7 separate regions of the Mus musculus genome follow, and all the other regions are linked to region 2. The links are chromatin loops, found by intact Hi-C in ENCODE. Cell type or tissue: heart. All regions are shown on one strand. Region 1 holds the start of Ccnyl1 (cyclin Y-like 1). Region 2 has its middle 70 kb from the start of Gm36148. Region 3 has its middle 24 kb from the start of Gm35803. Region 4 overlaps Gm35880 (a long non-coding RNA gene). Region 5 holds the start of Mir6899 (microRNA 6899). Region 6 overlaps Klf7 (Kruppel-like factor 7 (ubiquitous)). Region 7 has its middle 24 kb from the start of Mir6899.

Region 1 (4,000 bases), 240 kb after region 2:
AGTAAAATGGCATTTGGTTTTCATTAAATATAATATAATTTCTGGGAGATACAAACAACTTCTACTCATACTTCCATTTCCCCCAGTTATTTTCCAAACTGTAACCTTATAGGAAAACAGGGGTCATGAAGTGAACTTTCCCGAAACTTCTCTACCAGCAATGTCTCCATGTCACATATGTCTTTTCTCCCTGCTTGCTTCTGCTTCCCAAAGCTTACCTCTCCCAGATATTTCTGCCTTCTTGGGGACATCACTTATTAATTCCTCCTTTTCTTCGAAGTCTGAAATTGTGTTGTGCTCATGGGCTCTTACTCTTTTAGTATTAAAGTACTTTCATCTTGCTTTTTCTCCCATCTTAAGAGAAAATTTCTTTAGTTATATACCCTCTGCCTTCTTCTCCCCTCAGGATTCATTTTCATACAACACTTAACAATGTCAAAAACTTTCTTCTCCAAACTTATTCTTCTTTTTATCTGTCTAGGGGAGCGGCATCAAAACCCGCCTACCCTCTAAATCAGAACTTTAGACTTTTTTTTTTTTTTTTTTTTTTTTTGCCTTCTACTTCTGTTCTCCCTCCATATCCAATAGGTAAGTACTTCCTATTTCACTTAGGAAATAAGTTCTTTGTCCACTTAGTCACCAGTGCCCTTTGTTGGAGTTGTCTTTCTTTCCTAGGAAAAGACTAGGCTTCCTTAACTAGACCTTTCTTCCCTTCCTTCTTACTGTCCAGAATAACATAGTCTTAAATACACATGACAATGACTTCTGAACTTCATGTTCAACACTTATTTCCAGTATAAAATCTAAACTCTTGGTCTGGAGAGATGGCTCAGCGGTTAAGAGCACTGACTGCTCTTCCAGAGGTCCTGAGTTCAATTCCCAGCCACCACATAATGGCTTACAACCATCTGTGATGGGAGCCAATGCCTCTTCTGATGTGTCTGAAGACAGCCACAGTGTACTCATACAAATACAATAAATATATACATTAAAAGAAAACAACTAAACTCTTGACCTCATTGACTTTGGGGTCAGATATTTGTGTTTGTACTCCAAGAGCAGCAGTGTGAACTCGTACAGCTAGATTCTCCAAATCTTTGCTTCTCATTTGCCTAAATTTACTGGGAGCCTGGACTGCTGGACTTCAGGAACAGAAATGAACGAGAAGATTCAATTAGGGAAGATATTTAAAATCCCCAAGTGAAAAGATTGCTCTTCCTTAAAATGAACACTACCAAGCACCAACAGTCTCTGTCATTTTCCCTAACCGTGACTTCCTTTCACAGGTACTCGGAGATAAACCTGGAATCCAGACTATTCTGGCCCCTACACGAGCAGTAACCTTGTCATGTAACCTTGAGAAAGTTACTCAGTTTCTGCATGCTCCCCCTACCCTGCCACCGATCAGTAAAATCTGGGAGATCGAACATTGGACTGCTCTTTAGACTTAGCGCTAAGGGAGCTCGGTTGGCATGGTTGGCAATACTTGGTGCATGCTAAAGGTCAATTGCTCTCTACCATCCCCATCACTTAGGACTGTGGGCACCCCACAGTGTGGTTCTCTATTTTGTGGGAGAAAACTGTTCTCTGCATTGCTAGTTAAAGAAACAAAGTCTGGAAACTCCTGTCTTGTGATGGCAGAAAACAAGCGAAACCGGAGTTGCTGGCTCCCAGCTTTTCTGAACCGAGAGTTTGGTCCTTATTTGACGTACGAGGAAATTGAAGAGTGACGTGTCCTCGGGTTTCATGCAAGACACAGTCACGACTCTTTATTGAGAGTAAGGAGCGAGCCCCGGGGTTGCTATGGCCAAGTTGCAAGCGAGAACGTAACACTGGGAAGACAGGAGAAGAGCATTTAGCCATATACAACCGGCTAAGTCCAGTGCAACTTACTTGGGTGAGCAAAGGGAAGCTGTCAAACATGGAGAGACCAAACTGCTGACAAAACCAACTCTTCACCAGGCCGGACCTTCGGGGCCCGCCTTGAAGGGCGGCCTCGAGTAACAAACTGCCGCAGCTCCCCAGTAGGAGCCGGACTCGGCGCAGCTCGAGATGAATGGAAACCAGAATTCGCGCGGCTCAGCTTAAGGGACGGGGCGGGGCTTTGTGAGTCACGTGCCTGGGCCGTAGGCGGGTGCGTGGAGGGAAGTCCGGGTCTGATTGGCTACCCGTCACCAGGTGACCGCGGAGCGCGTTCCGGTTGGCAGGAGCCGGCTAGCGGCCTTCAGTTCGGAGGCGGCGACGGAAGGAGGAGGAGCTCCGGCCGCGCTCTCGGCCCGCAGTGGCTGCGTCTCCCAGCGCTTGTCGGGTCCCCACCCCTTTTAAATAAGCCGGGCTGGTCGCCGCCCTCGCAGACTAGTCCGCTGTGGGGAGGCGGCGGCGGCGAGCCGGCGGGGGTGCGGCCGAGGCCGGAGCCCTGCCCCGGGCTGGGCGGCGGGGCGGGCGGGCGCGCAGCGGGCGCGGCGGCGAGTGCGGGCGGGCGCAGCCCCGCTCTGCCCGGGGCTGCCGGCGCCGACCGCGCCATTGTTGGGGGAGGGGGCGGGCGCGGAGTCCGGGGCGAGCGGAGGCGCAGGCGTCGGCCGAGCGGAGCGGACGCTCCCCATGGGGAACACGCTGACCTGTTGCGTGTCCCCCAATGCCAGCCCCAAGCTGGGCCGGCGCGCGGGGCCGGCAGAGCCCGACTACGAGTCCGAGGTCTACGAGGCGGCGGCCGGGGACGCGGTGGCGGTAGCGCCGGCGCCCGCTGCGGCCGTGGAGCCCGCCGAGTTGGATTTCGGAGCCGGCGAGGGCCACCACCTGCAGCACATCAGTGACCGAGAGATGCCCGAAGGTGAGGAGGCAGCGGGCGCGTCCGGGCCGTGGCGCACCTCTGGCCTCCACCGACTCCCTGGGTCCCGCTGGGAGGCGGCCGCCGCCTCGGGTTCCTTCCTGCCGGGATTATTCCTGGCGCAGGCCTGGACACCGGGAATGAGGGCTGTGGCTCGTGTTCCCACCCCTTATTCTTTCTCGGCCACGTCTGGCCAGTTTCTCTCCCACCCCTACGCCCAGTTCTTCACTCTTCCCATTCTCTCATTCTGACCCGGGACCCTGTACCCGGCACCGCTTCCTCTTTGTACTGCTGTGTACCGTCCAGTGGAACTTAAGACTTCAAGAGACTATAATTGCCCCTTTTCTTAATAAAACTCCCAGGTACCCCTAACCTCAGAATAGCCATCCCATCTCTCTGTCCTTACTTAGGCAGATGGTACGTAAGGTAAGAGCATAATGTTCCTCTTGCTCTGAACGAGTTGAGTAACTGATACTAGAGCAATCTAGATTCAGCATGGTTAAAGATTTCTTATTTACGTTCAAGTAGAGATTGCCACCAAAATGTGTATGGTATTAAGTAGGATTTTGAAAGTAGCCTCAATAATAAAGGTTGCTTTATTACTTTCAGTTATAGTTGGAACACAGAAAGAGGAGACTTCTGTGAAAGATGTTAGTTTCTTTCCAGGCTTCAGAAAAGTACTGCTTCCCCTCCCTAACAAGGAGTAGTTCTGCTTGCTTTAAAATTATCATTTTGGTAAATACATCGCCATTTAACAAATTTCATTTATTTTACCTCTTCCAAAGGAAGCAGGGTGGGGAGAGATTGTTCATTGGGCGTTTAAATGGAGCCAAAAGCTTAAATTTAGCTTTAAATTAGTAATGTAAAGGTTTGGGATTTAAGAAGACAGCCCCCTGCGGGTGCCTGTAATATTTGTTTCTATGGCTCCATTTCCCTGCACACCTTCAGCCTGGAGGTTCTTACTTGGTGCTAAGAAAGTTGAAGCTCGAAAACTGATCCATTGCAGGGTGAGCTGGCTGGGTAGGTAGGAGGGAGAAGAGGAAATACTTGGTGTTTTATAATTATAAAATTTTTGAAAATCTGTGAATTGGGTAAAAAGTAATTCTAGATAGCAGTGTGGTTATTGAATGAAGGCTACAGATCTATAAGACAACGTATCATGAGATGTTTAAG
Region 2 (4,000 bases):
CCCTCTCTAATTCCTTCATAAAGCCTCTCCCTGCCCTGATCTACCTTCCTAGAAGGAGGAGGGAATGGTTCGACTGCCTAGTCTTTCTGGCCCTCTTTGATTTGAAGGAAACTGGAGAACAGTGAAAATACATCAAGTTCCAGAAAGGGGGAAAAAAATCACACACACACTCTCACATATACTCACACACTCTCACATATATTCACACACTCTCATACAGACACAATCACACATACTCATACACACTCACTACTCTCTCTCTCACACACACACACACACACACACACACACACACACACACACTGTATCATGCTAAGTTAAGAATGGATCTCGCTAACAGACGTGACAGACTAATGGTATTGGTATGGGTGAATTGCTGGATAGAGCATCACAGGAAAATTATGAATGAAAAGTGAAGGCGATCCATAAGTTATGGACATGGTGGGTTGGGTGATGATTCAGAGGCCTAGACTCCTGTCACCTGGTGACACGCATGGGACCATGTGCCCTAGGGTGGGCCATACAGCCACTCTTGCAGTTTCAAGGACCATGGACACCAGCTGGGCTAAGTTAAAGGTACTTCTAGTTTGTTTGTCCCAAATGTAGCCAAGATCACACATCCAAGGACGACGTCTCCATATTTATGTTCTGCTGGCTTTCCTCCTGTCACCTCATCCTATCTTTACACTTGGGGAGGGCTAGAGAGAGAGGGGTGACCCGAAGTGGCAGTTGACAGACAGACATGGTGTGCTCAGTGACTCCCCAAACTCATGAGCCACGGAGAGAAGACTAGAGCAGACCCATTGATGTGTGCCAAGCCTTCCTGCACAGCACAGCGGGCTGAAGGCCCAGAGGCCACGATAGCCTGTTCCCTTCGTCCTTGGCAGCCATGTTTTCCTTTCTGACAGGCTCCTCTTGGCTGGTACCCTGTTTGAGACCCTAGGTCCTAACTGGCTGCCTCGCTCATAAACAGGTGTCAGCCAATGGCTTACCCTTTGCACCCAGTTCTGGCGGAGGATTCACTCACACCGCCCAGAGTCCCTTCAAATAACAAGAATCTTTAGAAATAAGATGTTTTAAGAAAGCCTGTACTAAAACATCACAATCCGACACAGCGATTTGGCCTCGCTGGCTGTCTTCTTCTGGTTTTAGTTCACAGGATTAAATTGGAAGGTCAGAATCTTCCCTTGTCTGCAGACTAGATGGGATTTCTCTCCTTACAATGGGGCTGGGAACCGGCTCCTCTGAGCACATTTACATTACTCCTGCTAACACATTTTGAGGTTCTCTGGCTGCCACGCTACGTGAAACAGGTCAAGTCTGGGAGGGAGAAGGGGGCTTTCCCTTCCTGTGACCTCAGGACTGATTTAATTAAGCCTCTCCTCCATCCCCGATTTATAGTCTGCAAAGTGTCCTCGCAGAGGCCCTCTGATGTGCTCTGCCTCTCAATGAGCAGATAGGCAGTGACAGGGCCGCGCCATTCTGAGCGGCTGCTGCCCCCACGAGAGCACTTGGAACAAGCGCAGCCTCTGCAGCCCTCGATCCAAGCCTCCTTTGGTAACACCAGACGTGGGTGAAAGCTTCGAAGCTCTCCTGGCTCCCTTAGGCACAAAGCTTTCTCCTGAGACTCCTACTGTGAGGAGGAAATAACATTTGGAACCCTTCTCAGAAATCGGATTTCTTCTCTAGATTGAAAATGAAAATAAGAAAAGCCTTCACGTATCTGGATAGGAAGACAGACAGAGCTAAGAAAGGAGGAAAGGGAGGGAGGGAGGGAGGGAGGGAGGGAGGGAGGGAGGGAGGGAGGGAGGGAGGGAGGGAGGGGGGAGGGAGGGAGGGAGGGAGAGAGAGAGAGAGATCCCCAGGGCCTTCCCCTGTTGCCCATCAGGCTGCAGCTGTCCTTCACAGTTTAACAGCCCTGCCCTTTCAACCTGCCACCTAGGAATGAATGAAACCAAATGTCCCATAGGACATGGCCCCTCCCGGCCCCTCAAAGACTTCTCCCTGAAGATGAAATCTGACAAAAGAAACAAATTAGATTAAAATGTGGTACCAAGGGCTTTGCGTTGCTCAGATAAGAGAATCTGCAGAGTCCTTAGGACCCAGAGCGGTCAGTCCTGTTATACAGTTTGCGGTGGGGAAGAGTTCAGCTGACTTCTACCCACAGCTGTTCTTGCGCACCACCTCTCAGGCTTCACTGTCCTTGGCTTCAGATGGGGAGGAGCCAGTGGGGAAGGGAAGAAGAGCCTAGAACTGGCCCTAGGGACCAGACAAGTAATGTGAATAAAGAAACTGGCCATGTGACTTTTATATAAGTTAGGCTTTTATATAAGTTCTCCAGATTTTTAAATGTCTACCTCTCAATTTAAGAAAAGCACTCTCCCTGCAATATTTATATTGTGCACTTTCTAGACAGCAGGCCCACTAAGAACCATATGAAGTAAATGCTGGTATTGCTTCCTGTTCCCTAAAGAAGAGCAGTGTAGTAACACCTGCCTTACCTCAGAAGGCAGCCAGCCACCGGCCTGCATCTGTCCACTGCACTGGACTGCCTAAGGGCTTCACCTGGGGAGACAGCTCAGACTGGGAAATTGCTTACCAGAGAGACAAGCAAGAATGCCAGAATTCAACCTCCAGAACCCATATAAAAAGCAGGAACCTTTATGAAGACCAAGCTACACATCTGCTACATATGTACAGGGAGGTGTAGGTCCAGCCCCTGTATGTTCTTTGTTGAGTGGTTCATATCCCAAAAGCTGTTGCCTGTGTGTGGGATATATTCTTCTGGCTGGGCCACCTCAGTGGGAGAGGAAGTGCCTAGCCTCACAGAGACTTTAAGTTCCAGGGTGGTGGGGATACCCAGGGGCCTTACTCACTGCTCAGAGGAGAAGGGGGAAAGGATTGTACGAGGAGGGACTAAGGCAGTGAGCAGGATGTAAAGTGACTAAGTAAAAAAGAAATCAAGAACATTGAAAAAGAAAAAACAAGGACCTTGTTTACAGTCTTAGTGCTAGAGAACTTACATACATACATACATACATACATACATAGGTAGATGAAAGATAGATAGACATATATACAGATACATATATACCACATACATACATGTATAGACAGACAGACAGATGCCAAGGTGGGAAATGTCAAACAACACCCAAGATTGACTTCTATGTGCATAACACCTACACCCTCATCCATGAGTGTGCGTGCACTCACACACAGACACACACACATATGGCTGGATCATAAAAGAGCGTTATCATATTCTTAAAACAAATAATAAAGCTACAGACATTGTCTGCAGAATATGAAAGAAGCTTGCTTGGAAAAGAGAAAAAAACACAGTGGGGGAGGAAAATAGATGTTGTTATATAGACAGAATTAGACTTGTCCTAATGGTGAGCCAGACCTAGAGACCTAAGTTCCTTATTGAAAAGAATGCAAATGTAAGCATAAATAATGCTGCTGCTAATATTTTTTTTCCCACGTATTTGAAACCAAATGGTGGCTAAGCCATACAACCTTGGCATTGGCCTGTGATTCAGATTTGTGTAGACAATGCTGCCCTCTCGTGGTCAACCTTCTAATAGCATGATTTTGTTTAAAATCTCGTTTTCCAAAAGTATTTCATAGAATATTGCATCCATTTTGTGTAGCATAAGCACACAAAGGAAAATATGCACATAGCACAACACCATCTTTACGTTTCAATACGGATTTAGGATTTACCATTTTACATAGGTTTTACAGGAGGGCAGAAGAAATTACTGGATATTAAATCATGGCATTACTGGGCCCCTGAACTTTCAGAACTCAGATCCTTGGAGGAAGAAATGTTTTTCCCATGGCGATAAGCTCAGAAGAACTCTCAAATGAACAGGATCTGGCAGAAGTGACTGTCTTCCGTTCCAAGGAAAAGCATTTGTACATGTGAAGTAAACGCAAGACCAGTTCATAAACAGTTAGGTAAACGTAACGGTCTGTGGTTGTTGATTAAAAA
Region 3 (4,000 bases), 140 kb before region 2:
TAGTTCAAAATGCAAGGAAGGACTGGGGGGAAATAAGCAAAGTACCTGGTAGGATTATGATTTTAATTCTTGATGTTTGATATAGCAGCATCTCTAGTAAGTAAGAAGCCCCAATAGAGTATGTTTCTCTTTGCTTTATGCTGCCGTCACTGCATAAATGTGGGATGTTGTGGCTTTGGTAAACTCCCACATACGTGACTTTGAACCCATATTGCTCACAGAGACTGAATACGGACTGATGCAATCCTAGCTAGAAATGAGTCAGGGCCCTCGAGGCAGGAGGCCATGACTATTTCTCCCTCAGGAGCAAAGGCCATCTTGGGAACAGGATGAATAAAGGCTGACCTAGAACAAAGGCCAGGTGGATCATGAGCATAGCACAGGGGAGAAGTGGAGCTTTGGTTCCCAGGCCTTCTGGGAGTCATCCTGGGCCGCCTGAGGTCGTCCTAGGTGACAACGTTAGGTTGTCTGAAAGGAAACCTAAGTTTTGCCCTGGGCCATGCACACGGACTCACTCTCTGGAATGGAGAGGGACTTCCCTTTTCTGGGCTTTGTTTCCTCATTTCCAAAAAATAAGGAAATTCTATTACCACATCAGGAAGACTTCTTCCTCCTCTAACACCCCACAGAACAATGAGACATTATTCCCCTGCCCCCTCCCCGCCCCGGGGGAGGCATGAAGCTCTTTTAAAGGGTGTGGAAGGAATTTCTTCTCCAAAAGATTTCCATATTCTCAAGGAAGTCTGGCAAGCCCTCAGTGTTTTTCAGCATTCCTTGATCCCCTTGAAACAGGCTAGCACACACAGTGTGGGGAAAAGCAAAGGCCTTCTTCATCCTTAGGTTCTGCAAACACCCGTGAAGGGCATTTTATCAACATGTGACCATGTGGAAGTGGAGCAGAACCAACAGGATGCCTCTCTGATAACCTCTAGCTCCCCGGCCCAAAGTGGAGGGCCTTGCCATCGGGGTAATACCACCCAGTCACTGCCTTCTCTGAAACACTATCTCTTAAAGCATCTTTTTCCTGGAATCACATCCCAGGAAGTCATTTATTTAAAAAGTCACAAAAATCCATAAATATGTCAGCCTCATTTTTCACCTAAAGGAGAGATGACAAAGAAAGATAATCGTTCCCATTTTTGGATCAACTGATCTAAACTAAAGGAGACTTTATAAACAACCACAGGTCTGTAAGCACTGCCACACTTAGTATATTGCAGTCTTTAAACAAGAATTTTAGTTATTCCCATTATGGAGTCTGGAAGTTGTTAGAAGTACTGTTAAAACATCATCATTTTCAAAGCTTTAAGGATACCTGACATACTGATTTATTAGCCCTCAAAGAATCCCAAGGAGTAACATGCTGGGCATTTGAAATACTGAGAAATTTGTTTGTTTGTTTTTGTTTGTCTGTTTTCCCTGATAAAATTCTAAATTGTATCATTGTTGATGAACAAGTATACCTTGTTTTTTTTTTAAATAAATGTAAATTTTTAAAAATTAAAAGGAAAATACTTGCAAGATTTTATGCCAGGGAGGCAAGATAGGGCTCTTGAGAGAGACCTGTAGGTGCTTCAGCCTAAGCAATATCTATCAACCACCAGGTCTCTAGTGTGCCTTTGGCCAGATGAGAGGAGAGGGGTTATCTCGGACTTTTTCATTCAGTTGATTTCTTATTTCTATTGTACTGATTGTCTGTGAAAACGATCTCCCATCTAGGTGGAAGAGAAAGTGAGCTGAGCTGAGTTAAAGTAAATGGAGCTGGATTCTGGTCACAGGACCGTGTTGGCTGGGTCTGACGCTCTGCTGGTCTTCCCCAAAGCACTACTGCAGGATAAGCTCCCTGGAGTTGCCAGCTTCCAGCTCTGCGCCTCAGCAGCGCCTTCTGAAGTTCTTTGAAAGCTGTAACAGAAACTGAAAGCCTGACAAAACTCACCGGAGAGATAAAGCACCAAGGACTGGAAGCTTCAGAGGAAGCAGGTGTCTGAACAAGGGAGTTTTTAGAATGGGACAATGGGGCAGCCACTGGGGGGGCGGGGGGGGGCGGGGGGGGGGAGGAAGTTGGTCCTTTCTATTTCCGGAGAAAAGAGGAAGCTGCATAGTTAAATACTAAACATGTCAGAGCAGAACTCGACCAAGCCGGGCTTACTAGTAAGCTATTGTCTCTGAGGCCAGTATTTTTTTTTTCCCCCTGCAGGGGCATTTCTTGCTTTGTTTGCTTGTTGACTGGTATCTAAACTGACATTTGGAAACCCAGCCAGAAGAAGGGGCAGTATTAGCTTCACAAAGGAATCCACTTCTCTAAGGCATTGAAAATGTAATTTATGGGTGGTGGTCTTTAATCCCAGCACTAGGGAGGTAGAGGCAGGTGGATTTCTGTGACTTTGAGGCCAGCCTGGTCTACAGAATACCAGGACAGCCAGGGCTACACAGAGAAACTCCGTCTCAAAGAAAAACAAACAAACAAACAAAAAATACAATTTGTAAAAATCTATTTTTTAATAAAGGGAGTACAGTTACAAAAATGCATACTCTGAACTCAAACTTTAAAAATTATGTAAAATATGCAATATGGTGAAGTTGACTATTTATTTATTTATTTATTTATTTATTTATTTATTTATTTATCTTGCTCTGGCCCCTCTCACTCCAGCCCAAAGATTTATTTATTATTATATCTAAGTACACTGTAGCTGTCTTCAGATAAACCAGAAGAGGGCATCAGGTCTTATTATGGATGGTTGTGAGCCACCATGTGGTTGCTGGGATTTGAACTCAGGACCTTCTGGAAGAGCAGTCAGTGCTCTTACCAGCTGAGCCATCTCACCAGCCCAAAGTTGACATATAGGAAATGGCTTTATTTTATTTAAGAAAAAAAACTATTTATGGAATAAATTTTACCTAAAATCATACTATTTGAGATTGCACTCATCCCCCAGATGTTGACAAGTAACCCATCTTTGCTCTTTATAAGTCAAGTCATCAACTATTCCATAGCGTTTGTTTATTCACCCCAGTTGCACAGGCTTTGTGCAGACAGAATACACACGATGCACAGACAGCCCTGTGACAGGTATTTCAACATAACCTGGTATTTTCTAAGTCACAAAGGGACTGCCTTCATCTTCTAAGCCATGAGGTCTGTAACAAAGATCACCACCCCCACTTCCCACCAGTCACCAAAGGAGTAACCGACTGTCTGGGTCCATGTGCTCCGGGCACATGAAACTCTTACAATGAAAATCTTCAGTGTTGCACTCCAAGTCTCCAGTGGGCCACCATAGCGATCTGAGGGTGAAATGAAACCAGTAAATCCTGCCAGTGCAATAAACTCAGAGTCCCCTGCAAGCTCTGCCCTCTCCTGTTCCCTCTGTATCCTGTCCTCCTCCCCCAGACCAGTTCTCTGGCAGAGTCAACCGAGAACAAGACTTGGTTCCAACCTGATCCCAGCCTTAGTTCCAGCTTTGTGTGACTGTTTTGTTTTGAAGCAACCTGATGCTGAAAACGTTCAGGTCGTAATGACTGGGAAATGTGAAATATTTATCATCTGATATATCAGCTGACCTGGCACTTATATCCCATTATCTCCAGTGCTAGTATTCTGGTTCTAGTAGAACTGATACCCAGCTGCACTGTGGACCAAGGGGTTAAACTACACCCCAATCACAGAGCTGTATGCAAACCAGTCTTTTGTACTGTTATCTGTAGAAAGCTAAGAGATAGGTGTAAATAAAGCAATGTCCTTGTTTGCCTATAGGTTTTCAATCTTTTTCTTTCAACATGAAAGCAGAGACTTTGCCCTGTTGTTCATATACTCAATTACACACAGGTGTAGGGGACCTTATAAACACATACACATAAACAGAGAAGACGCATACAGACCACACAAATGCATAAGCAAAGAAACGAGAGAGAGAGAGAGAGAGAGAGAGAGAGAGAGAGAGAGAGAGAGAGAGAGAGAGAGAAACCACACTCAGAGACCATATAAACACATAAACAG
Region 4 (4,000 bases), 220 kb before region 2:
ACATATACCCCATGGTACACCACACACCCACCCACCCACCCACCCACCCACACAATTAAGTGTAATTTAAAAAACTTTAAATGAAAAGTGTAGAGAAGGTAAGCCAAGCTCTGCCATGATCAACAAAGCTACCACTCCATCACATAGCTCAGACATTCACTGAGCCATTATAAACATCATGTTCAACCCTGGCAGCCGAGTTGATGGACAGGCAAACATATGCCTTTCTTGAATTTAGCACAGTACAGTTTTCTATCATTTGTGGTCGGGTGGGGGTGGGGCAGAAAAATAAAGGAGATCTTTTAGAAAGATTTCAAGCAATATCTCAATGTCAGCACAGAGTAGCAAGCAAAATAAAACTGATAAAGGCTCTTATGGAGACCGCGACAGGCTTCTCTGGTCCTCCTGGTCTGTCTCTCAGCAATATTAATTTTCAGTGCATTCCAGTGGGAAAAATTCGAATGTAGGGTGGGCTTCTTCCTCACAAGGGAAGAAGAAGCAGGCATGACCAGAAAGGAAACAGTGAAAGCCAAAAGGAGCCAAGCCAGAGAGCAGAGTCTGGCCCTTTCATTTCCCTGGTTTTATCATGTAAGCTTACTCTAATGAGGCCACTGTCTTGAAAGCAACCTGAGCAGATCTCATCTAGAAGGAGGAAGTAAAAGCCTGGGTAATTTTCCAGATAATTTCCTTAAAAGAAAAAAAAAAAAGCGACCTCTCTCTTCCCAGTTGTTTATAACTGATATAATACAGGAAGTCTCAATGCTTTTTAATGAGTTCCCAAACGCAAGTTCTGCTATTTAATTTTTTTTAAAGCTGCACTTGCCTAAAATATCTCAGTAATTCAAGTGGAAAGGGAGGCTTTTGCCTAAATTATGAAAATGACCTCAATTTATTCCATGTAGCTATGGAGAAGTAGGTACTGCTTGGTATCTGGGCAGCAGGAATCAATCCCTCCCCTCACAGGGTCTGGGACACGTAGGTTCCTGGGTGTTGCAGTGGGGTGGAGGGGAAACCCATGCGAAAGTTCAATACTGTATTCCTTTCTGCTTTTTCATGAGGAATGTGTGTGAGCCTCTCATTGACTCGTTCTGCATCTACCCAGTCTACAGCAAGCACCAGCTCCTTTCTGCCCTTACTACAGAGGTAGAGATACCGGACTTAACACTACTGACTGCAAAAAGTGGCTCTTGCTGGAGGATCAGCCCTGGAGCCGGCTTGTCTCTGTTGTTTACATGGAGGGATGACTGAGCAGTGGTGATGATGCAAAGAAACGGCCTTGTTGCTACTTCTCTTCCAACGCAGCATCTGTCCAGCTCTTTGCTGCTAGTCCTGTATCTGCCACCTTGAGCCTGTTGGCCACCAGTCAGCACTCTTTCCTTCCTCTTCCTTTTCCAGTGCCCCCGGGATAGAGGCATTGCCTCTTAGGCTTTACTTCAGTGGAAACCTTAGACTGCACTGAGGTCTGTGGGCTGAAGAGACAAACCCTGTCCTGCAACTGGAAACAGACCTAGAGTCTCTGCCTCTTAGAGGGGGCTCCCAGACAAAAGCTTCAAATCTGGGTGAGGATCAGAGGCAACTCCTTCTGGTGGGCATTCAGATTGCTACACTGCCCTCAGTAGTCAGAGGAACCATAAACAAAGATGCCCACAAGGCCACTCAGGCACCCAACTGGAGTGCATCCCTAGCCACAAGCCGCCTCTGCAGCAGGCATGGTGGAAGGCTTTCTCTTCTACATTTAAACACTTCTCAAAAGGAAGGGCCCCTTTCTGACATAATTCACAGGGATACGTGTGATTAGACATGATTTCCCAAAACATAAGAGCAGTCAGCAGGCTCTATCCCAAGCATGGTCTCTAAGTGGTTAAGGCAGGAAGAGAAAAACACAGGGAGGAGGGAGAGGGTGGGGGATGGAAAGCCAGGGCTCTGAAGTCTTTGTTTCTCTCCCATCTGGCTGGAAGCCAGAGGCGAAGATCTCCTTTGTCCACTGATCTGACAGTCATCCTGTGTTACCACTCGACAAAATCAAAGTACGGTGCTTTCACAGGTTTATGTCCGTCGCTCCAGAGGCTCCTGGGAAATCTGCGGTCCTGCGCCCGATGGCAGTAGGGTTCTGGGCTGCGTTTCTGCTTTCAAGGTCACAATACAAATTAAGAGGGCTCCACTTTCTCCAAGAGATTCTGTCATTGTTAGCATTCTCCTGGTCCTCCATGGGGACCCAAAGCATGCGCTCTGTGGCTTTAAGGGAAGGGAGAGCTCTCTTCCCAGCCCTCCCCATCAGGTCTCTACGGTTAGACTTTAGCATGTAAACTTCCAGGTCATAAATAATTCAAAAGATATGAAGACAATTTTCTTCCTTCTCCATCTATCCTACATACAGCATCTCCTCTTCCTTCCTGGCTTCTAACTAACGCTAATGTAATCAACTGGCAGTAGGCAGCCCTGGTGCTGACTCACGCCAGGCCTGGACCTTGCGCATTCTCAGACTCTGCCATCCCGTTTGGAAATGAATGATCAAGAAACCCGGTCCTGATCTGCCTACCTCTCTTCTTTTGATGTCCCTGTTTCTTCTTCCTTCTCCCCCGCCCCGCCCTGCCCCCTCCCATGGATACCATGTCACCTAACTGAGTGGCTCTCATGGCAGCTAGCCACCTGCAACAGTTTCAGTTACAACTGTGCCAGAGATATTTGGGCACTTCCCGTGGTCCTGAGGGCAGCTCCTGAGGTAAATCCTGAGTGCACAGGGAAGAGAGAAGAAAGAATATGCTAAGAATGGGAAGAGGAATGAGACAGATCAGGCCCCTTGTTACTCAAGCTCAGAACTTGACTCTTCAGTCAGGCTTCATGTGTATTGGGAAACCTGACAGTGTTAAAGTCAGGAAGAACAGCTCTTCTTCCCAAACCAGTGAGCATCTAGGACACTTAGCCCCCTGAGACAACAGTACATGGAGGGTGGAAAGAAGGCAGGAGACACAGGTACAAGGGCAAGGGCTAAAGGGGATAGAACAAAAAGCTATATATTCTCAAAGAAAGGACCATGATGTATAAGAACACATGGCAAGTCTAGGGAGCCCCGTGGCCTGTTTCCTCTACCTTCTGCTCTTTCCATTTAGCTGTAAATATCTATCTTATGTAGAAGCATTCTCTATCCCAACCCCAGAGGGATTCCTTTAAAATTTTCACGATCATCATCCTCCAAATATTAGTTTAGCTCTAATGTATAGGGTCCTCTGTGAGGAAATAGATCGTTTACCCTTCTCATCTCCAAATGCTTGTAAAGAAAACACTTACAATATCCCTGCACTGTCCTGTCCATTATTTTTGTTTGCTTTCTTCTCCTAAACACCAGTAAAGTACACGGACGGATAACATTAAGCATGTTCTAGAAAGAGGCTGAGCTCTCAGAAAGGGCTGGTGGCTAACACACTGACCCTTACATCTACCTGTTCCCAGGAAGGGAGAGGCACACACGGTAGGTCCATCTGCATGGACATTAGGCTTGTGGTTTAGTAAAAAGATAAAACCACAAAGTATCAGAAGTTTGGGGAGGGGCTCCTTGGTCTTGAGTTCAATGAACTACTTTGTTTGCCTGTACACCTACCCCCAGCCCTACAACCTCCATGTTGGATTGTAAATTGCTCTCCTACCCTGGAAGTTTTTTTGTTCTCCACAAGACTAAGGATGGGAGTTTACAGAGACCAAACGCTCTGATCACAAACCTACATTGGCTTTTAAAGACAACCTGTTAGAGCCACCTCTGTTTTGTCATCTCCCCCACCAGGGGCTTCTTTCTGCTAAGGGTGTTTCTCGAGAACAGCCGAGGTGTACTGGTTCCTCTGAGTTCTATTTCCAGGTAGGGTATGTGTGTATTAGACTAACTGCATTGTTTTGTGACTCTCTTTGATGACAAAGAAGACATGTACATGGGTGGCAGCACATCCTCTTTGGACCACTGAGAAGGCACCATGGACTTCCTCCAGGAAGATGAGAACAGCATGAGATA
Region 5 (4,000 bases), 410 kb before region 2:
CATGCTCTCTGGGCTGTGAAAGACCTGTCCCTCTGGCACGGCATCACTTAGTAAGCTACAGTAGGTTCTGTCTGGCCATGGCAGCGATACGATGGTGAGGATCCTCTGTAAATCACCTCACTGGGTTTCCCTCCAGCCTGAACCTGAAGCCTGAGTGTCTTCAGAGGCCAGTCAGGGAAAGCATGCAATGCAATGGGGCCAAGTATAACAAACACGTAACACCCCTCCCCCCAGATTGTTTCTTTACATTTGTGGTAAGGCACCAAGTATGGAGAAATGGTACTCTCTATAAGAGGAAATAATACAGAAAGCAGAGTACTAGACAACTTGCTCTCATGTTGAATGGGCAATAGGGAGTGATGGGGATAGGAGAAAAAGCAATCATTACAATACATGACAGCCATTCAGCTCCAGTCTATGACAGCCATCTGGAAATGTAAGCCTACAGTGGTCAGATGCAATCGTTCTAGATAGAACTACAAACACAGACTTGTATGGGACATTTAATAATCTTATGAACAAAGAAAACAAATATAATTAGTTCATGTGTTTTTAAAACTTGCACACGTGAAAAGCATAAATTATACACGGTGTATGTTTAAGAAAAAGAAGAGTAAACCGAGAAAGAGAGAGAGCTGAGGCCCGGCCCCCTGCATTTACGCCAAGAGAAGCCAACGGGGACCAGGTTCCTGCTCCCAGGTGCAGATAGCCTCAATTTCCAAAGGTCTAAGTCACCTAAGGAATGGCAGCTCCCCATCTCTCCAGGGCTTCCTTTCATCTGCTTTGGGGCCTCACGACAGTTCCCAGACCTGTCTATTCTTAGCTCCCTGAGCAGTAAAATGAGAGGGACTGCCTGTCATAAGACACTAGTGAGTTGCAGCCCTCATTCCTGACGTTGAAAATGGACTCCTGACGCAGGGCATGGGACTCTGGTGGACTCAGAATCTCCCGCGGTGTCACTTCACAGAATCTGTACCACCAGTACAGCAGATGCCATCTCCAGAGACCGCAGTGTGTTCTGGTGAGGAAGGCAAAGCAAATGACTAACCGATGACCCATTGCTGCTATTTCTCTCACACCAAACAGGCTTGGAATATTTTTCCACATCACCCACATGAGTGGGAGACTGCTAGTATATTGGCTGCATAACGTTAGGAATTCCTCAGTGTGTTGAAATGGCAATTTCTTAGTCAGTCCTCACTCTCCAAAACACATAATGCCACAATCCCTGAGCCTCAACACCCTTCAGAGATGGGTGCCTTATGGAGGTACCTCCAACCACCACGCTGTGACAACTCACAGGGATCTCATCTTCATCCCGGGTGATACAGTGGACACATCTTCTGCACAGGTCTGTGAGCAGTCAACAACCTATAGGTTTCTTTATTAGCCAAGGCTGGGAATGACTGAACCCAGGGACATGGGAGATGGAAGCTGAAGAGATTGTCAAACAGAAACACTGACTGGGACACGCCGAGGAAGAAAAGCTGCTGTCCTTTGCACATTCCAGAGGCCTTCTAGGGAATGGGATGACCATGGGACAAGGGCTATGTTCCTGGGTAGCAGAAGCTGCTCTTCAGGCAGAAGAAGACAATAGCCGAGAGAGGCACACTTCCTCCAGCCTGGGGGAGAGGTTATCTCTGCACTCCAGGAGCCAAAGCCTCTTTATTTAGTTCTCAGAGGATGAAGATAAAAGAAAAATAGCCTCCTCAGGAAGACTGGGGGAAGGAAAGCCAAGACTGTCCTTTATCTGCATCCCAAAAGAACACCAGGCCAACTTGGCTGAGCCTGGATTTGAGCATCCTCCTACTACACTCCAAGAAAGCAAACTCTCAAGAGGAAGGCCTGGCTGGTGGGAGAGGCAGGTGTGGAGCACAGGGCCTGGGAGAGGCAGGAAGTGAGGCCGAGCTCATTTCCTTCCGAGGACAGCCTGGCCTCCTCCTGGACATCCTGCTTCCCCCCCTTCCCCCTTCGCCCACCTCCCCCGCCATCCTGCTAGCTGCTGTCCAAGCCGAGGGGACCCTGAGGCTTTCGGGGGCTTTATTGTATTAGAAGCATTTTTCTCATCATAACCAAGACCTTTAGTATTGCATTAAAAAGATGGTTAATTTTCTTAAGCTTCCTTTTAAACACAGAAATAGGATTAGAAGGATAACATGCTCAGATGCAAGCCCATTATTTGATTATGTCTAAACCTAATCCTGCCTTCACCTTGGCCTGCAGAGTCTCCATTTTGGGGTTTATCGGCTGATAATGCCAGGGCTGTCAGATACTATTACTTGGGTACTATCTGTTGCTACGGGATCCTTTTGACTATCAAATACTGAAGGTTTGAAATTGAATTACAGGACGAGTTTGCAGAGTTTTGCCATCTTTGGACCCTTGAGCATGTCTTCAGCGAGGAAGGAACAGTCCAGATGTCCAAAGGATAGGCCCATTTTCAATAATGCTTTGGAAAAAGCCTTCAAAATCGGCCTTTCTCCCATTAACCAAACTTTTTTTTTTTTAAACATAAAAGATGAACAAAGGTGGTATGGATGATATTGAAAAGGCCAGAGGAGGCAACTTCTATTATCTTTTGTCAATACGCTGTTAATTCTCTGCCTCATCAACTACCTGTGTGAGGAATGACATCTTGTTTGTACCTAGTTACTAGCACTGGTTCAAAGCCAGCACTGAGTAAATGCTATGTAACCCAATGGAGACCCTGAAACTTTACTACATAAGAGAGTGCATCTTTTCACCCTTGCAAGCAGTAGAGAAGTAAAATGTATTGCCAGGCCCATAGAGCTGTGCACGAGACAGGCCTGCTTGCTACTAGACCCAGATCATACATACAGACCCCAACCTACTGCACTATTTCCCTCCTTAGTCCCGTAGCTTCTAAGTCACCTTACCTGTCGCAGTGGTTACACTTAAAGGGCTTTGCACCTGTGTGTTTCCTGTAGTGCCTTGTGAGCTCATCGCTCCGTGCAAAACGCCACTCGCATCCTTCCCATGAGCACTTGTAAGGCTTCTCACCTGCAGAAGACACAGAAGGACAATGGTCAGAAAGGATCTCATGCCCGCTGCGTTCTGCTGCCTGGTGGCTAGTCTCAGCAGATGGCCTCTCAGATCCTTCTTGGTAGACTACATTCTCTAATATAGAACATTACTTTTAAAATAATAATAATAATAATGATAATAATAATAATAATAATAAATAAAGCCCCCTGGTGCTGTGTGTTCCTTTTGTCTCTTTCCTTTTTTAACCTTCAAACCTCTGAGCCATCATCTCGGTTCCCAGAGTCAGGGCACTTCCTTCAACTGGTGAGGGATCAATTTTTATTTATTTTCTATTCCCAGGAGCACGCCAAGCCCCACGGTCCAAGCAGAAAGGAAATTGCTATTTTCATCTGAACCACAAATGCTTCTAATTCTATTTTTCTCAAGAACCTCCAGTAACTTACCATTTCAGTCTCTTTTGTCTCTCCCTGACCCCCTCTTCTACCACAAACCATGGCCAGAGACCTAAGTGCTGATACAAACGCCTCAGCCTCCTGGAACCCGTGTCCCTTTCAGCAAATGTGCCTGGGTGGACAGACAACAGGACCACGACCAACCGAGAGGGAGTAAGACTAAATCCCTTCCTGACTCGCAGCATTCATGGAGAAACTGCCCAGAGGTTCCGATGATTCAGTGACTCTTCTAGAGGGTTCATGCTGGATAGTAATATACATCATTGCAAGATATTTTAGAAGTCAATTTATAGAGCAAGTTTTAGCGGCAGGGAAGCTGCTGAGAGATATGGAATCCGAGCACTGGTGCGCAAGTGACCTTTCCACAGAATAAATACAGATGGAGGATACGTACGAAAAAGTGCAGGACTTGTTATTTTTTTTTTTTAAACCCATCACATCTGTCACCAAACAGGACAAATATTTATCCTTCCAACTGTATAGTGAGCTGATCCTAATTAAGTAGAATGGCGATGTTTACAGACCCATGAAATCATCAAGTG
Region 6 (4,000 bases), 410 kb before region 2:
GTCCCTTTACCCTCAGACAAGTAGATTCAACATTTCAGTAAAACCAAAGCCGTAGAAAGCTGAGAACCCAAGTGCCAAGGATCTTGAAGGTTGCTGTCATATGTGTTTGTGTTGCTTATATTATTATTATTATTTCTTTTAAAAGACTTCAGTTTTGCATCCCAAATATGTATGGGCGGCATTTTAACAGTCAGTGGATAAAACAGTCAGAGGAGGGCAGGAGGGAGCCAGCTGGTATGAGGGTGCAGCAACCTTGTACGGACCAAACGCCACTTTTGTTTGTTAGACGCGTCTTGAAGGGATGGTCCCAGAATATACAAAATATACAATCTGCCTTAATACCCACCCCGCTTGCTTGCATAGGCCAGTTAATGGTCCTAAAGGCAGTCTTTGGAGTTTAGGCCAGTGCCAGCTAGCTAAGAATTCGGGAAGATAGAAACCAACATTGGATGTGTGTGTGTGATATGCAAGTGAGCAATATAAATCCCTTGGAATCAGCTTTCAGGGTAAATATGAGGCCTCTGTTGATCTTGGGTGCTCTAGGTCACAAGCCATGGTGGGTCTAGCCAAAAAGAACCAGTACCCCCTAAAGAAAGCGCCCCCCCACCAACACCCGTAGAGACATCATAAGAGTGACACATTCACCCTTTCCTTAATGGACAACCTTCATTCCCACAATGGCATTTTGAAGTATGCATTTAACAAGTGGGTACCATGATCTCAGAGGGTGAGTGAGGGAAGGGATGGGATGATGTTTTGTGAAGCCTCTAGATTTGGGAGGCATCCGCGGACTCCCCCACTCCTGGAAAGAGTGAGATTTTTGGCTTTTTTGTCAGGTCATAACCCAGAGTTAGATTAAATACGCAGCTGCCCTTTGAGACTAGCGAGATCTATGCTGTAAGTAGTTATAGGGTAGCAAGGACAGTAGAGTAGCCGCTCACTGTGAGCTGAGGTCATCACGCCTTAAGGAGGGATGAGAGAACTCTGATGTCCCATCTGATTGGCTGCTTCGAGAGCTAGACATCCAGGTGCCGAGAGAGTCCTGGAGAGGTTTAGTCCACGGAGAAAAGATAAAACATTTAAGCTTCCAAATAAGCTTTTTTTTTTTTTTCAAGTTTTCATTAGCAAAAAATCAGAGAGATTTAAAAAGAAAAAATCTAGCACTGGCAAGAAGGTGAGGCTCAAGGGGTATACTGTGATTTATCATCAAGGACTTTTATTCTCTTGGCCACTTTGCAGTCATGCTAGAAGTTTTCAGAATCCCTAGTGCATATGATGTGCGAGAGTCAAAAAAAGTAAGAAAAGAAAACTCCTCCCTCGAGAGTAAAGTCTAGAGAGATGCAGGCCAGAAAGGTGTAAGGTGTAAATCCACAGTCTGCTGCCGCTAAGGCCGTTGGTAGCAATTCAAAAGATCTCACTGGTCCTAAGAAGAACCAAAACCAACCGACAGTTCTGTGAGGAAGTCTGACGTACGGAATAGTAGGACTTTTCACACACAAAGGACAAATAACCCAGGAGTTAAGTTTGGCTACCAAACTGCAATTTGGTTTTCTAGGTCAATCTCCCCCAACTATTTAAAAAGAAACATTAGTGCTACACATATGCAACCATAAGATGTTGGATTCTCTTATCACGTTGCACTGAGAAGTTATGTAAGCCTCTTGGACTGCGGCCACCATGGAGACAGACATCCGTTTGCTTTGTTTTCCATTGGCAACATTGGGAAGTGATCCAGTAGCGCTGGGGTCAGCAGCCAGTGCCTTGCCGAGTTCACCTGGCTTCCTTCTTCCTTGTCTTCTATCATCTGGCTAGGGCAAGGCATAAGAAATAGACGTATATACTTTAAATATAGTTGAGTGCATGAGAGTGGATCTGTGTGTGGGTCTGTGTGTGAGAGGGTGTGTGTACGTGTGCGTGTACATGTATGCACACAGAGGTTTGTAAGCGAGAACTTTCTTCTGCGAGGCAGTTCTCCCCGCCTGAAGTCCAGCCCTCTGCCTCACTGCATTTCCTTCGGACATTGGCTGCTGCCATGGCAACTCTGGCCTTTGCGGTGTTTTGTTCTTGTTGTTTTTTTTTTTTTTACTTTTGTTTGTTTTTATTTTGTCTTGTTTTGTTTTGTTTAGATATGTCTCTTCATATGGAGCGCAAGATGGTCAGACCTGGAGAAACACCTAGAACGACAAACAACAAGCATGTCAGAGAGGTCCAGCTACTTTTCTCAGTTTTAAAGAGAGACAGCACTTGTGAGTTATGGAGAGACGAGGAAGTGTGCTGGAGGAGTCAGCTCGGGTCAGACTGCTTTAATTCAGACCCTAGCTCTTCCAGTAGCAGCGTGGCTGATGGGGACACTGTCTCTTACGTTTATTTAAGGATTAGGCAAGAGAAGTATCATAATATCACATCGCACAGAGTAAGATGTCACTACACGGGGACTGTTATGATTATAACTATACTTATCTAAGAAGGAACAAAATGTGGAAGTGCTCTCTAAACACATGACATGCTCATGCACTGTATATACAATAATGAATAACTGGCCTATGTCACCAGTTAGTAGAACACTGATGTTTCAACACCCACTTTGCTGTCTCGGGCTTTACCATGAAAGCCTAGGAGTGTATTGCCTATAATTCCAGGTCCACACAGGCATAATATATTCACACCAAGACAAAGAACAGAGTGGTGTTCACAGATAGCCCCAACACTATCCTGGGGACATCTCCATGATGAGTCAGTCAGTGTGTGTGTGTGCATCTGTCTGTCTGTCTGTCTGATTCAGTATGTGTTAAAGAACTAAGGGGAGGATACATAGGTGGAGAGTCATGGAATAAAGACTGGGGCTGAGGCTCTTGGACTAACACTTGGGGCTTAAGTTCCATAATCGAGCACCTTCCTTGGCAGATGCTATGGTCATCTTCCTTCCTCTTTACTCTGATGGTAGACATATGAGAGTCTCTTGGGTAGAAACCCTTTTATGTTCTCACTAGTATAAAGCTGACCTTCCTTCTAAAGTGAAAGCCATGGCGGCAGTGATTGCTAAGCAACAGTCACATGACACACAGAGGCCAAAGGAAAGGTGGTTCTATAGCTACTGAAATTACTGGAAGAGAGACATGCTCCTTCCACTGGGAATGCTAAATTGCTAGGAGATGAGCTTTGAGCTGCTAGTGTGCCCATACTGCCGCTGGAGAAGGAAGTGAGCAGAGAAAAGAATCTGGATGGTATCTGGGAACTTGGATTTAGCCAACCTTAAAGACAAACTGAATTCCATTTCTAATAGTTATTCGAGCTAATAATCTAAGCTTGTTAATAAGTAGCCGTTTACACTGACATCAGTCTAAGGCAGGTTTCTGCATCTTACCAATAACAGTGTGGGCATTTCCGTGCTCTAACAGTTTGCAATATCAGGGTCTGGCGGAAGTACCTGCTGTGATGCATGTAAAGCAACAGCCATGCATGGTCTGGCTGTGTGCTCTCTCCTTAAGCTAGCCCTTGCCTGGACTATGACAACATTCCTAGGCATCGCTGTAGCTTGAGATAGCTCCACCACTCAAATTCCTTGCTAGGACATTAGCAAGCTACCCATTCAGGCTTGCAGAGTTTCCTGTCCAAAGCAAGGCTTCCCTGTGTTTGCTCATTCTTAAACAAACAAATCACAAATCCACCCTGTTCCCTGACCCCATACTCTCCACACCCTCTGTTTATGCCCATTCCTTAAATAGGTACATGTGTACAACAGTATCCCAGGAGATGATAAGAAAAAAAGACAAGGCTGGGCCAGTGGTGGCGTACGCCTTTAATCCCCGCACTTGGGAGGCAGGGGCAGGCAGATTTCTGAGTTTGAGGCCAGCCTGGTCTACAGAGTGAGTTCCAGGACAGCCAGGACTACACAGAGAAACCCTGTCTCGAAAAACAAAACAAACAACAAGAAAAGAAAAGAAAAGAAAAAAAGAGAGGAGAGGGGAGGAGAGGAGAGGAGAGGAGAGGAGAGGAGAGG
Region 7 (4,000 bases), 430 kb before region 2:
CTGACTCAGTTGAGCTTCTCTGTACATCCTCTGCAATACTCTCCTTAGGCAGAACAGTTTTTCTTTTTAAGACCTGGGTGTTTTTGAGCAATGTGAGTCTATGTGCCCGTAATCAAGCTCATATTAAAACTATAGCATTAGGTTGGGACACTAGCTCAATTGACAAAGTGCTTACTGTATGAGCATGTTGAACTGGATTTCATTCTCAGAATGAGATATGCAGATATACTGACCCACCATATATATATATATATATATATATATATATGTGTGTGTGTGTGTGTGTGTGTATATATATATATGTGTGTGTGTGTGTGTGTGTGTGTGTATATATATATATATATATATATATATACATAGAGAGAGAGAGAGAGAGAGAGAGAGAGAGAGAAAGAATGAATCATGATCCCAGGTTGTCTTCCCATGATCCCCCTTTCCAGGAATAGCTACTTTCCACTTACACTCATAGCTACTTTCCACTTACACTCATTTGGATCTCATATGGATATCACAGGCTCCATTATAATGGTCCTGTGTCTTTGCAAAACCACACTTGGCCCTTGCTGGTTGACTGAGGCTGTGCCCCCGACTGAGGAGGAGAAGGCTGCCCACAGTCAAGAGTGGGTATAGGGTGAGCTCTTGGCCCAAACAGAGCCCACCAATGCTTTCCTTGGGAATTATGGTATTGTAACCAAGAAGTCAGTATCTCTGGCTTTGACAAAGGCACTTTATAGCTATGGCGGCCACATTTTCTGAGATGAAGGCAAAGAAGTAGAAGTCTCTAGGAAGAGAACAGTGAAATAAATGCATGGAGGGGAAGGCCTGAGCAAGTGAATTCCCAGTCTGAATGTTTCTAGAAGTACATTCCATCCTATAGTCCTGTACTGAATTGTGTATATGCCGAGATACTTCCAATGAACTCCCCTTTGTGCGAGGCCTTTTCATGTTGAGTTTCTGTCACCACCAAAGCAAATGAATAAGCATAAACACACAGTTCTAACTAATATAAATTGCCTTGAGCATCCTTGAATTCCCAGGGTTTAGCCCAGTCTTTAGCTTAGCATTTACTCATTAGCTAAATTAGTAAATTAATTAATCCCAACTCCTGTATCATAAAACACCAAACGAAAATGCTTCCTCTTGTAAAAGAACACATACAATGGTGTAGCTGTGGCTTCACTTGTAAAACAAAGCTGCCTGCTTTAATCTAAACAGAGTAGAGCACACCTTCTGAGCAAGCAAATTTACAGAATATTTTAACCCATTTATAAACATAAAGATCTGCTAAGTGACGCAAATCTTTGTACAACCTATCATGGTTGAGTTAAATTTGCTCGGTATGGGCTGGACAGCACACCAAGGAGAAATAGAATTAGTAGAGTTGCTTTTTTTAAAATCTCAGGCTTCCTATTTAGGGTCCTACAGCCAAATCTCCCTGGGCTAATGGCCCTCCCTGGGCTCTAGTGTCCTCAATACAAAGGAGAGATGGTGCTAAGGACACAGGCTTAGATCCTGGCTGTTTCCCTAGTTCCCTGTCATGAGAACTATTATTTAAAATCTAGATAATAAAGCAATGAGATCAGATGTGCTATCAGAGTTGGAAACACACTACCACCTGTGATCAGGTTGTGACAGTCACTATCAAGTGTCTCTTAGAGGGGAAACAGCTCCGATGGTCTAGGGTTAGCAAGAGTGAGGCGGACCTGAGTCTAGGTCTACAGCATCGGCTAAAAGAGCAGGCATCTGCGACTGGGGAGGGAGGGAGTGATGGCAAAGACCTGAGGCTTCCTGGAGCTGGTTAGCTAGCCACCTCAGTCCAATTGGTGAGCTCCAGACCCAGTGAGAGACACTGTTTCAAAATGAAGGTAGAGAAAGACAGAGGTGAGACCGGACCTTGACCTCTGGTCTTCACAGCTTATGCATATGTACACACACGCGCGCACACATGCACATTAAAAACTGAAAGTTCCTCTTAGACCACTGTGGGGATGCTTTTGGAACCCTTGACGCCTTTCCTTTTACTCTCATTTCCATCATTTCTCCTTGAAAGCTGCTTCTCAAGGCAGGAATGTTTTCTAACGACAGCGCGTTGGCCTTGCTTACATTTTATTTGGAAGGAAATCCAAATCAGTGAACAAGCAAGTAAATGGAAAAGCCTGCTGCTGGGGAGGGACAGACACGCAGCGGTCATTCTGTTCAGATCGTCTAAAAATACACCATCAAAGACACTGGCCTCCTGTGGGGTGGGGGGTGGGGAGAGCCGCTGGTTCAGGGCACCCAGCTCACTCCAGCCCAGAAAGGAAGGAGAGAACGGAAGCCGACTTAATCACAGTCCCTCTATGGCACGGGGTTTCCTACCCTCTTCCTGCCAGTGCTCTCCAAGAATTGTAGGAAATCAGAGGTCCAACGTGTAAAAAAAACAGCACTTAGCAAAGAAAATGATAAACATTCCTAGCCAGGTTCTGTTTTCTGAGAACACATTGATTAGTTTTTGAGGAATTCAGCCAGTGGAGAAACAGCCGGAAGGAAGCTGGGAAAAGCCCATCTCAGGCGTGAACTAACCAGCTACAAGGTAGACTCTTGAGAAGTAGGGGGGCACTGTGTTTGGGCACCCAGAAGGGCAGTCAAAGAGGTGACAAGAAAACTACACACGTACTAGGAAACCCGATCCCAGTGTTTAGAATTTCTGTTTGTGATATGTATGCTACCACAGCAAGCATACAAGGACGGCCCACTTGTTCCCTTGCATAGACTAGAGAATTCCTGCAGGCATCTTCAAAGGAGCCAGAACAGTACAGGTGGTGTGTGCTCAAGTCTCCTCAATGCTTGTAAAATTAATCTTGGAATATTTTTGGAATTCCAAACTGCAAGAGGAAATCCTGTTTAAAAGATCTGGCGCAGGAGGGGAAGTAGCCTGGTGTCTCCCTCCTACTCTGTCCATTTTCCTTACTTGCAGCCACTGCAGCACTGCTGAAAGATCAAGGCCCAGAGAGGCCAAGCAATGGACTTCAGGCCACACAGCTCACCAGTGTCACAGCCCGAGAGCTAGGGAAATGAATCTAGAGCCTTCTCTTATCCTTTTCTTCTACTAGGCTGTTTTACCCGTGACAAAAGTCGCATATCTTACACACGTTATCTTTGTCCTAATTGGAATGAAATTAGGGCTTTTCTCTCACTGTGTTCTCTGCTCTTGCTCTCATGGAGCTGCCGCGAATGATTCTGATTTTTTTCCCTCTAGCACTGTTCACAGGTGAATGTCACAGGTATGAATGCGGAGGAACCCATCTTTCTGCTAAGGGGAGTCGGCACGCTGTCCCTGAAGGTAGGAGTTCACCACGAATTATTAGCATACACAGCTCAAGTGTCTGCAAGGCTAGATGGAATATTCTAAAGTTTACCTCACGACCATGAAAGGGGCGTAGTTTGTGCTTTACCCTATAGAAGAGTCTCTGGGTGACATTTGCCTTGCTCCTGCCTTACCTATGGCTTACCTGAGTTCTAGAAGGATGAACACACGCACCTTACCAGGGATGAACCATAGCTCTGAACCTGAACAATCGGAAAAAAAAAATTTTTTTTTTCTCTCAGGAAACTGGAATTGGGGACTGGAAGATTATGAGCTTCTGTGGGGAGCCAGGTCATGGCAGGAAAGAAATTAAAAGTGGGGGGGAGGGGGGAACTGACTACTTATGCACGAGATGAGGAACCCAGGAGTTGTGAGAAATACAAAGGAAATGTAGGAGGGAGGGGAAAAGAGGGAGGGAGGGGGAAGCATGAGGAGGGGAAAAGGAGGGGGGGGGGGAAGAGGTGGAGGGAAAAGGGAGAGAAAAGCCTCACCTTCCCACAGGGAGTATTTTTCCCACAGTAGCTTTTCCACACCCCCACCTCTGCATCTTTCTCTGAATCCTAGATAAAGTGGCAGTACTTTTGGGGTTTTTTTTGGGGGGGGGGTTGGTTTTTGGTTTGTGCCCTTTTTTGTTGAGAGGGGACATGTTGGCTT

The links. Peaks named below come from ENCODE experiments on the same cell type or tissue, not always from the same donor. Only the 100,000 strongest peaks of a DNase experiment are listed, where the experiment ranks them.
Region 1: it touches region 2 in a loop (4-fold over the local background); 2 of 42 quality-filtered maps call a loop at or near these places.
Region 3: it touches region 2 in a loop (4-fold over the local background); 12 of 42 quality-filtered maps call a loop at or near these places.
Region 4: a loop joins it to region 2, with 2.1 times the contacts of the local background. A loop is called at or near these places in 5 of 42 quality-filtered maps.
Region 5: a loop joins it to region 2, with 5 times the contacts of the local background. A loop is called at or near these places in 9 of 42 quality-filtered maps.
Region 6: a loop joins it to region 2, with 2.9 times the contacts of the local background. A loop is called at or near these places in 10 of 42 quality-filtered maps.
Region 7: a loop joins it to region 2, with 7 times the contacts of the local background. A loop is called at or near these places in 4 of 42 quality-filtered maps.

Annotation. Positions count from the first base shown.
Region 1 is chr1:64,688,571-64,692,570 of GRCm38, forward strand. Ccnyl1 (cyclin Y-like 1) reads left to right here and starts at 2,775. Exons shown (of 10, transcript NM_001097644.1): 1 at 2,775-2,830. The coding sequence starts at 2,821. It overlaps 2810408I11Rik (RIKEN cDNA 2810408I11 gene), which reads right to left and starts at 2,089. Exons shown (of 2, transcript NR_038009.1): 1 at 1,894-2,089. In heart, a CTCF peak has its summit at 2,262; DNase peaks (open chromatin) are centred at 2,271 and 2,881; H3K4me3 peaks cover 3,086 bases; H3K27ac peaks cover 2,230 bases.
Region 2 is chr1:64,444,726-64,448,725 of GRCm38, forward strand. No RefSeq gene overlaps it. Among named protein-coding and RNA genes, the nearest start is that of Gm36148, 70 kb to the right of the region's middle. In heart, CTCF peaks have their summits at 1,502 and 3,586 (motif pointing left); a DNase peak (open chromatin) is centred at 1,486; H3K27me3 peaks cover 480 bases.
Region 3 is chr1:64,301,071-64,305,070 of GRCm38, forward strand. No RefSeq gene overlaps it. Among named protein-coding and RNA genes, the nearest start is that of Gm35803, 24 kb to the left of the region's middle. In heart, a CTCF peak has its summit at 1,896; DNase peaks (open chromatin) are centred at 661 and 1,891; H3K4me3 peaks cover 670 bases; H3K27ac peaks cover 2,211 bases.
Region 4 is chr1:64,222,010-64,226,009 of GRCm38, forward strand. All of the region lies in intron 1 of Gm35880 (a long non-coding RNA gene), which reads left to right. Among named protein-coding and RNA genes, the nearest start is that of Gm39654, 32 kb to the right of the region's middle. In heart, no CTCF peak of the experiment used is centred here; a DNase peak (open chromatin) is centred at 1,962; H3K27ac peaks cover 1,824 bases.
Region 5 is chr1:64,039,417-64,043,416 of GRCm38, forward strand. It overlaps Klf7 (Kruppel-like factor 7 (ubiquitous)), which reads right to left. Exons shown (of 4, transcript NM_033563.2): 3 at 2,898-3,021. It overlaps Mir6899 (microRNA 6899), which reads right to left and starts at 3,085; the gene lies at 3,022-3,085. In heart, no CTCF peak of the experiment used is centred here; DNase peaks (open chromatin) are centred at 885 and 1,755; H3K27ac peaks cover 2,098 bases.
Region 6 is chr1:64,033,591-64,037,590 of GRCm38, forward strand. It overlaps Klf7 (Kruppel-like factor 7 (ubiquitous)), which reads right to left. Exons shown (of 4, transcript NM_033563.2): 4 at 2,073-2,174. The coding sequence ends at 2,123. Among named protein-coding and RNA genes, the nearest start is that of Mir6899, 6.9 kb to the right of the region's middle. In heart, no CTCF peak of the experiment used is centred here; DNase peaks (open chromatin) are centred at 1,711 and 3,621; H3K27ac peaks cover 447 bases.
Region 7 is chr1:64,016,585-64,020,584 of GRCm38, forward strand. No RefSeq gene overlaps it. Among named protein-coding and RNA genes, the nearest start is that of Mir6899, 24 kb to the right of the region's middle. In heart, no CTCF peak of the experiment used is centred here; DNase peaks (open chromatin) are centred at 2,307 and 2,847; H3K4me3 peaks cover 667 bases; H3K27ac peaks cover 2,276 bases.